Regions from separate parts of the Homo sapiens genome. Here region 2 is linked to region 1. Evidence: chromatin contacts called from ENCODE Hi-C data. All regions are on one chromosome and are shown on one strand. The core of a region is the stretch at or near the end of the contact, and the rest is flanking DNA. Distances in the headings are between cores, read along the strand shown. Region 1 holds the start of PIK3C3 (phosphatidylinositol 3-kinase catalytic subunit type 3). Region 2 holds the start of LINC00907 (long intergenic non-protein coding RNA 907).

Region 1 (4,872 bases), core at 2,311-4,810:
TGATTATCATTATGTCAGTCCTGGGCAATTGAAGAAATGGAGGTCAGGCATGGTGGCTCACGTCTGTAATACTAAACTTTTGGGAGGTTGAGGAGGGAGGATTGCTTGAGCCCAGGAGTTCGAGATCAGCCTGGGCAACACAGTAAGCCCCTATCTCTACAAAAAAAATTTAAAAAGTAGCCAGGCATGGTGGTGCGTGCCTGTAATCCCAGCTGTTCAGGAGGCTAAGGTGGGAGGATTGCTGGAGCCCAGGAGGTTGAGGCTGCAGTAAGCTGTGATTGCACCACTGCACTCCAGCCTGGGCAACAGAGCAAAACTTCGATTCAGGAAAAAGGAAAGGAAGGGAAGGGAGGGGAAGGGAAGGGAAGGGAAGGGAAGGGGGAAGGAAGGAAGGAAGGGAAGGAAAGAAAGGAAGGAAGGAAGAAATGGGGCACAATCAACACATTTCTAAGCCATCATTAAAACTGGTTACTAGAATAATTAAAATAGAAATTGAAACAAGGTGGCAAAAGAAGCACAAAGCCAAAACTGCAACTCCAAGGGAAAATTAAATATGGGATCATATAATAATCATTGGAAGAGCCTACCACACCAAGAAAACACCTATTTCTGTAAGTTATTTTTCTGCAGACAGGCCACCGTGGACTCTTGCAATGCAAATTGTATCCCATAATTATGAGCGTATGTTATATTCATGATTCATGAAAATCACATGGGAAGGAAAAAATCATTCCTCTCCTTTCAAAATAAGATGCTTAAGGCTTCCTTTTCTCTTATAGAGATGGCCTTGTTAATTGAATTCTGATACTCAAGTCTACCAACCAACACTTCCCTGACTTACAGTACAAAAGGCACTGAGAGTTTTGGTTTCTATAATAATTCTTTCCATGCTTCCATGACTTACCAAAATCTTGCTCCTTATTGGCACATTAGTTTTCCTTGATGTATTAACATATTTAATACAACTACAGTCAAGTTTTCTGAGATCCCTCTATAATACATTTTTAATGTTATTTTTTTCTCTTGATAATCTTTAAAAAGTTAAATCTATTTTGGGTTCTGTGAATGAATATCTTATAACTAAGTACTGACATTTGATTTTCATGCTTTTATCTGTGTTGTGTTTGCAACTGTTTTGGAAACAATCAGTATTACTTTAATTGTTATGAGCTAATGAGAAAAGGACAAAGTCAGGCTTAAAACAAAAAGATGTGTTGTAGGCAAGATAAAGCCAGAATACATCATGGTGGTTACACTCATGAAGAGTTCATAGTTATTTGAATAGAGAAAAAGAGTCTAGAAAAATGAATTGCCCTGTGGAATATAGCAGTATAGACGTGCTGAATTTCAAAGAATCAGTCCTGTAAGAGTAGCCAACACTATATTCCATAATCATTTTGCAAACAACAGTTTCCGTAAAAAATCCCACTATTATATTAAGATTGTTAATTTGAAGTTTTTATATTTAATTTGTAAATTTGTTTGGTTGTATATGTATATAATATTATCTTAGGTTTATACATTAAATACCATTACATAATGAAAGTAATTTATTCACCACTGGGATCAGATAATTTACTCCTTTACACATTGTCAATATTTTATTCAAGATTGAGGTTTCACATCAAACCTCACACTCATTGCTGGAGTTATGCCTTAAACAGAGTACTTGTGACAACAGTGTTACTGTTGAATGGCTGTGATAATTAGAAAGTTCAATTTGTATTGTTTGTTGAAATTACATTTCCTGTAAGTTCCAACCATTGGTGGCAGTTATTCTTAGGAACAAATCAAAGGTGCTCTTTTTGTTTAAACTTTAAGTTATAGGAGGATAACTATCATGTTTTTCTTTATTCTACCCAAATCCTTTTCTTGCCTCCATAAATATTTTTGAGAACTTATTTTGTGTAAAACATTCTGCATTAGCCATTTTTTTTCCTTTTCCAGGTTAAACAGCTCCACACCTTTCACCCTTTCTTGGAAATATTTTTTTTCTAATCCCTCAACATTCTAATTACGCCATTTTGCACATACTTTAGTGATGTCCGTCTTAAAATGCAGCACTTAGAAATAAAGACATAGGCTGGGCGAGGTGGCTCACGCCTGTAATCCCAGCACTTTGGGAGGCCGAGGAGGGCGGATCACGAGGTCAGGAAATCGAGACCATCCTGGCTAACACGGTGAAACCCTGACTCTACTAAAAAATACAAAAAATTAGCCGCGCGTGACGGCGGGCACCTGAAGTCCCAGCTACTTGGGGGGCTGAGGCAGGAGAATGGCATGAACCTGGGAGGTGAAGCTTGCAGTGAGCCGAGATCGCGCCACTGCACTCCAGCCTGGGCAACAGAGAGACGGGCACTCCAGCCTGGGCAACAGAGCGACTCTGTCTCAAAAAAAAAAAAAAAAAAAAAAAAAGAAATGACATAGCAGTTTGGGAGGCCAGGGCAGGCAGATCACTGGAGGTTAGGAGTTTGAGACCCGACTGGCCAACATGGTGAAACCCCATCTCTATTAAAAATACAAAAATTAGCCTGACTGGGTGGCGGGTGCCTGTAATCCCAGCTACTTGGGAGGCTGATGCAGGAGAATCGCTTGAACCCAGGAGATGGAGGTTGCAGTGAGCCGAGATGGTGCCAGCCTGGGCGACAATAGCAAAACTCCATCTCAAAAAAAAAAAAAAAAAAGAAATAAAGGCATAGAAAATGGAGACTTTCATTCAATATCATCATTAATAACCAGTAAGTAGGAAGTATTAAACTCAGCAATGCATTAGACAGCTAGCGGGGCAAGACACGGAAGTAAATGGCACACTGGTCTTACCTTCCAAGAGTTTTCAATCTAATTGGAAGGGAGTATTACAATTTTAGATTATAATAATTATAAAAACAAACATTATAGGAGCTCAGAGGGTTTAGAGATCTGTGTTCTGTAGTTATTACAGGAGGCCTCTAGATTCTAACTTGGGTTAGGGCTTGAAACTACATTGAATTTGAATATTCCCAGTTTAAACATGCACGCAAGTATTATGTCCAAAGTAGCATGAATACTGACAACACCAAACATGAAACCCAGATTTATTTATTCTCTATTTAGTCCTTTCCCTACTCTTTAGAGCAGAAAGAGAAAATCCTTGCTTGAGATAGCAAATTAGTGCTACACTTTTTGGGAAGGCCACTGGAATTTAAACCTGGCAAAATTCCAATTTTTGTGCTTGTAACCTGTTTAGCCGGCAGCCAGTGAAAGCTGTTATAATTCTTTTTGAATTGAATTTTCTTTCGTATTGTTTTAGGTACAGCTCAAGCTCAAATGATAGCGTCTCTTTTTCTTTAAAAAAAAAAAAAAGTGCTGTCAAGACAGGAAAACTGGAATGTAACCAGATTAGCCGTTTCCCGTATACATTTGCCCTTAAGCAAGATGGTGGGCGCCTTGTGCACATGCGCGGAAGGGTTGTTTCGGCGGGGAGTTCCGCCGCGTCGGAACTCGCTCCGGGCGTGGATTGGCGGCTTGCTGGCGGGGGCGGAACCGGAAGTTCCGTGTTGTGGGGCTCAGCTGGTTCATTTATGTTGTTTTTCCTGTACCTAAGTTCCCGCTGTAGGTGGTACCTTTGCAGACGGTGCGATGGGGGAAGCAGAGAAGTTTCACTACATCTATAGTTGTGACCTGGATATCAACGTCCAGCTTAAGATGTAAGAGAACACTCGGGACAGGGAGTGGGATTGCTGGGGCGTAGGGACGTGGGGGCAGGGGCCTGTTGGGAGTGAGAGGCAGAAAGTACGTGACTCGTCTCAAGGCCCAGATTGGGGGCGGCTGTGAGGGCTGTAGCCAGGGAGGCGCGAGAGAGTGGATCGTGGAGAGGGGCTCTTTTGGAAAAGGATTTAATACGTGGTCTCCGTGAGAAGCACAGCAGTAGGAATAGCCCTTAAGTTCCGCTGTATTTTACAGTCTTTAAAGTTTTTGCTGTTCAGCCTTTTGAGAGTTTATTACTATTTCATTGTAAATTAAGAAATCAAGTCTCGTCGTAAGTAAGAGGACGATCTTTATTTTGGAACGGGGCTTGTAGGGTGGAATGAAGGCTTCAGAAATTATGGAGAGGTAGACACAGGCAGATGCGATAGTTGAGAATAAGATGAGCACATGGTGTATTAGCACGGGAGGTGATAGAGGCCTAGAGTGAATCTTTGGGTAGTATGGCAGTGTTTAGTCAGGGAAGTTGGGAGTAAGTCGAAGATGAGGGTTCCAGTTTCAAAGGTACCAAGAAGATAGGAGAAAAGAGTCTTTGCAGGAAAACGTTGGGGCACCACGGCTGAAGTAAAGGTCAAGGGCGTGATATCTTGAGATGAGGATAATAGAACTGGTATAATGACGAGGGATGCACAAGACAGAGTTGGAAATTATGTCCCTTTTAAGGTGGTCATGTAGGAGTGTTGTCAAAGCTATCACAAATTATTGACCATAGCATCATCCATAATTAATAAACATTTCTTGTGTATGTTCAATTAATATTCAACAAATATGTGTCGGTCAAAGGCCTGCAGTAAGTGATAGATAAATTTTCTCAGTTGTCTGATGTACCTTTGAATGATCATTTCATTTTATTTTCAGAAGTCCCTTATTCGCTGACAAATACTTTACTTTTTAGTTTGTGGTGGTGGTGGTAAAAGTAATATGTCAACAACCACCTTGTACCTTTGTATGATACTTTATACACTCATTTAAGGTATTTTCCATAGCATACACCACTAGTAGTTTATACAGGATCAATATTGATAAAGGGCTTTCCTTCAGCTTGATGCTCAGTATTTCTTGGATATATGAATGCATTTTTTGAAATGTTTGAACATTAAAAATAAAGAAAAAGCCAAAAAAACCGGT
Region 2 (5,219 bases), core at 1,705-4,204, 230 kb after region 1:
TTTTCTTGGGATATACATAAATAGCAAGTAGTCATTTTTTACTTAAAAAAAAAAAAAGAAATCTACAGAAAGAAAATTTAGCTGTCTTTCTGTTGCTAACCTTCCAGGAGGCCTTGGTTCTCCTTTAAGGTTGAAGTTCGTTTGTGACAGGTTAGTGCTGCTCATTTTTGTGGCTTTCCAGAAGCCACCGTGGAAAAGGCAGAAGTCTTCCCCTCCCATTATGCTGAGTCAGACATGGCATCTACATGACTCATCACCAAGTGGTTCTCCAGAATTCACTTTGCTTGCTTTTCCCCAATCCAGATAATCCTCGGGACTGGTAGCCACCCAACTCACTCCTGCACACTGTTCTTCCTCTTTGGAGGCACCCACCATGCCTGTCTGATGCTGCCCCTCAAGGTCACATCGGAGTCTCCTGTACCTACCTTGTCTGTGGCTACCCAACTCTATACAATTTCTGAAGCTTTCATAACACCCAGATGGTCTATAATGTAATATGTGTTTAGATAATCCTCAGGCCAAAACATCTTTCCAAAATTTAACTGTAAATCTGTCACTTCCATGGGTTATGTTAGTCTTTTCCATGTTCAAATGGCTATCTGAGCTCCTGGGGAGGGGAAGTCACTCCCGGAGTTCTCTTTCCATCATTCATAGTGTGAATCTCACCTTGGGCTGGGAGGAATTTGTGATGGGCATACAAGTGAGAAAAAGGGTGCAAAGGGGTGAGATGGTATGTTAGTCAGGGTTCTCTAGAGGGACAGAATTAATAGGATAGATGTATATACAAAGGGGAATGTATTAAGGAGTATTAACTCACGAGATCACAAGGTAAGGTTGCATAATAGGCCATCTGCAACCTGAGGAGCAAGGAAGCCAGTCCAAGTCCCAAAGCTGAAGGACCTTGAGTCCAATGTTTGAGGGCAGGAAGCATCCAGCATATGGGAGAAAGATGTAGGCTTGGAGGCTAAGCCAGTCTAATCTTTTTTTTTTTTTTTGAGATGGAGTTGCCCTCTGTCACCCAGGCTGGAGTGCAGTGGCGTGATCTCAGCTCACTGCAACCTCCGCCTCCGCCTCGCAGTACCTGAGATTACAGGTGCATGCCAACACGGCTAATTCTTGTATTTTTAGTAGATACAGGGTTTCACCATGTTGGCCAGTTGGTCTGGAACGAACTCCTGACCTCAAGTGATCCGCCCACCTCAGCCTCCGAAAGTTCTGCGATTACAGGTGTGAGCCACTGTGCCTGGCCAAGCCTAATCTTTCCACGTTCTTCTGCTTGCTTTTATTCTAGTTACACTGTCAGCTGGTTAGATGGTGCCCTCCCAGATTGAAGGTAGATCTGCGTTTCCCAGTCCACTGACTCAAATGTTAATCTCCTTTGGCAACGCCTTCACAGACACACCCAGAATCAATACATTGCACCCTTCAATCCAATCAAGTTGACATCCAGTAGTAACCATCACAGATGGCTAATACGGGAGATATTCATGAAGGGTCTGGGAAGGGGATTTGGAAGAGATATGGACACAAAGGAAGGAGGAAAGAAAAGGGGAAGTGAGACGGGAACCAAACCAAACACCCTGTATTGCACAATTGAGCCTGGAGTTGGCCTGCTCGCCACAGAGCAGTCACAGGTTTTCAGGATGCTTTAGTGATAGCAGCCATCAGTACCTCTCATTAGGAGCAAAAGCCCTGATTGGTAATAGTATATTCTACTTATTTAGAGAATAAAAGTTCCCTGTTAGAACCAGCCTTCTCAGAATGGCATTCAGCTTTTCAGAAAAGCACAGCACCAGCATATTTCTTATCTGCCTTGAAGGTTATAATAAATCCCTTCTTCTGTTAATTCATAAATCCTTCAGCCACATGCCATTTTGGGGCCATATGCTTTCTTTCCTCCCTCTAACCCTTGGAAAGATCTTTCATATCCAATCTCTGTAGATAATCTGAATGTGAAATCAGGTATGGTTATCTAATCCCTCTAATCAGAAGGTCAGCAGTTACCTGCAGCTTTTCCATCTGTCCTCCAGCTGAATGCTGCCATTTAGTAAATCAAAAATTGGTTACAAATTAGCAAAGCTGACTGGCTCAATGAAATCTAGCCTGGAGTCTTTGCTGGAAGGGGGGAAGTTTAAATATGGTTTGAAGGGAGATTTGAGGTGAACTCTATTTATCAAAGCCGTGGAGTAGCAGCATAAAAGATGAGAGATGTTCTCCTGGGTAAAAATGTCAAATCACATGGGAAATGGGAATATTTCACATGGTGATTACTGAATTTTACAATTGTTCGCAAATTGATTCAGCCCAGAAATCAACTGGGAAGTCTCCCACAGGTGTCTAGCACTCTGCAGGTATTAGCGTGATACAGGGTAAGTCTCAAAGTACAAAAAAAAACACACATGTGAAACAATTTGCAAACAATGAAGTGCTAACCTGTGTGGTGTGAATTACAGATGCATTAGGACACCAGAAAAGGAAGAAAAGACAGTGGCAGCTGAAGACATTTCAGGAATGCTTCACTGAGAACCTAAGTCTTGTTCTGGGCCATAAAGAAAAGGGGAGGGTGTGGTTTCTATACCAGAGATAAGAAAGGAGAAAATTGGACGTGGAGGAAAGATATGAGTACCAATCCGAGCGAACAAGGAAGAGTGAGTAAATCTGTCCAGCTGGAGTTGGAGGTACATTCTGGAAAATGGTGAGAGAGGCTGTGTAGGGTAGGGGGACACGGAAAGATGGGCCAAGACATTTGGAGCTGATATTTGATATGGTTTGGCTGTGCCCCCACCCAAATCTCATCTTAAATTGTAATCCCCATAATCCCCACGTGTCGAGGGAGGGACCCGGTGGGAAGTGATTGGATCATGGGGGCAGTTTTCCCCATGGAATTCTCGTGATAGTGAGTGAGTTCTCACGAGATCTCATGGTTTTACAAGCGTCTGGTATTTCACCTGATTGCACTTCTCTCTTCTGCCTCCTAGTGAAAAAGGTGCCTGCTTCTCCTTCTGCCATGATTATAAGTTTCCTGAGGCTTCCCCAGCCATGCGTAACTGTAAGTCAATTAAACCTCCTTTGTTTATAAATTACCCAGTCTCAGATAGTATCCTTATCGCAGTGTGAGAATGGACTAATACAATATTTAAATCAAAGGGACTCACTGATGTTTCTCAAAAATAATATAAGAGGAAAATATAGGTGGTGGTTTAGTGTCCATCTACCTGGCCCCTAGGGTTGAGCCTGGGAAGCCAGGCCAGGAAGGGTTAGCATAACCATCTAGGCATGATTTAATGGGACTGACCTGTGATAGTGAGGTGGAGAGAATAGGCAATGTGACAGTGAAAAATATAAATGAAAACCAACAGGACTCCATCACAACAGAAAGAGGACTTTCCAACCTGCAGGGGAGAAAAAGGTTGTGCCTCTGGCCATCAGGAGCATTAATTGTAATGTCTCCATTTCAGCCAAACTGCTGTGCACACACATGAAGCCTGGGCCCCCTTTAACAGCAAGGGGTCTGTTGTTCCCCTCCTTGTGCAGGTGGGTTCAGCTAGTCAAATCGAGGTCTTGATGTAGCCTGGGGCTGCCACTCTCTGTGGAGCCGGATGGGCCTGACGGGTAGACAGGTGCTGGTGGTGATATAGGAGCCTCGGTGGTCTGAGATTTAACAGTCCTGGCTTTCTGTGTTTCAGACTTTGGGGCTCCCTGGCCACTTGCACTAGGTTTAAGGCACAAATTTGAATTGTATGTGCTGAGAGCCAGGTGTAAAAGTTCTGGCAGTGATGAGCTTGAGTGTGGACCTAGCTGACCACCTAGCATTTGCATCTCAGAATAGCTGAGGGTTTCCTTTCTTATCATTTTACTGTACATAGTAACTCTTATTGAAGGTCTGAAGGGGCACTGAATTTTTTTCTTTTAGAATTTTCTGTATTTTATGTCAGAAACGATATGCTAAACTATGATTTGTAAATCTAGGTAATAATAAACATCTCTGAACATATTCATGAATATGAAAGAAGCAGTAGAATCATGTTGGGGCCTGAGCCTGTTCAGTCTAGGTGTTGCCAAGATGTGTGGGAGGGGAGATGTGGGAAGAGGCAGGGCAGATGGCAGTCAGGGATGCAAGGTCAGGAATTCTACTAAGCTGGAGAGTGGGCAGGCAGCTTAGGAGAATGGTAAATCAAGAGGAAGAGAGTTTCTTTGCCTGCAGCTGTAGGTCTAGAGCTACCTTTTATGGCAGCGTTCACTCATATAGGTAAGATAAGTGAGGGGCCAGCAACGGCTCCTTTGGAGCCAAGATTGGGCCCCTGCCATTGATGAGTTTTCTGAGCTAGTGACAGAGGCAGTTCTTCTTTCTCAATGTGGCCTGGGGTTTTTGAGGCTGTCAGAGAGAAACTGAATTCTTAAATCCCCAGGGCCATCACTGTCTTATTTGGTCCCTGCAGCTGGGGCTGAAGGCTCTGAAATGGGGCATGTAACTAGGGCTCCTATTCCCCTTAGCAGTCATTTTCACACTTGCAAAAAATGATGTATTTTCTCAGGCGGGTATGTGGCTGCCAGTAGCAGCCTTCAGCTAAATGAAAGCATTTTCTTGGTCTCTGGGGAACCAGATGCTGACAGATGGACTTCCAGGATTTAAAATTTCCTAGGTTTGTTATTTGAACCTAACAAAAGAGAAAAATCCATCCTGGATACAATTAGAGCATTTTTTTCTTTGTCTTACCCTCCCACCCCCAGTGAAATAGAGAAACATGAAGGACATACTTTTTAGTGCTGTTATTGGTCATTTTAAGCTCAGTGTGGGTGAAATGATATCTGATAACAAATAAGAAGTTTGTGTGTGTCCTTTCAGCTCTCCGAAAAGGTTATAATGTCATGAGTATACTCTGTGCAAGAAGGAAATTCTCAGTATATTCAAATAAAGGACAATTTTACTGTGATACATCATGCAGTTAGGCTTCTGTGCAGGCTAGAAGCTCCCAGAGGAAAGCAGTTTCCGAGCAACTACCACTGACTGGGAAGGGCACTTTGACCCTGAGGGGTATAGCAGAAGAGTGTACACATTTTCATTATACAGCTTCATAAACAGGGTGTCTTTCCTATAGGTATGTGGTAATCAGTTGTGAGCTGTGTCCTCCCAATCTTGTTACTAATAAAAACTGGTATACTTTTAAAATTAACTTTGTTGACTTATATTTGCCTACAGTAAAATTTACTAATTTTAT

The links. Hi-C counts contacts between places; a loop is a spot of excess contacts on that map. Pooled maps may share reads with other maps.
Region 2: a loop to region 1 is called in a pooled map, with 2.7 times the contacts of the local background. The contact joins the promoter of LINC00907 here to the promoter of PIK3C3 in region 1. A Hi-C loop is called at or near these places in 1 of 168 maps with a recorded cell type or tissue (mammary epithelial cell) and 1 of 50 pooled maps.

The regions. Positions count from the first base shown.
Region 1 is chr18:41,951,674-41,956,545 of GRCh38, forward strand. PIK3C3 (phosphatidylinositol 3-kinase catalytic subunit type 3) reads left to right here and starts at 3,561. Exons shown (of 25, transcript NM_002647.4): 1 at 3,561-3,686. The coding sequence starts at 3,619. RefSeq lists an enhancer at 3,339-3,518.
Region 2 is chr18:42,183,714-42,188,932 of GRCh38, forward strand. LINC00907 (long intergenic non-protein coding RNA 907) reads left to right here and starts at 2,955. Exons shown (of 10, transcript NR_046174.2): 1 at 2,955-3,049.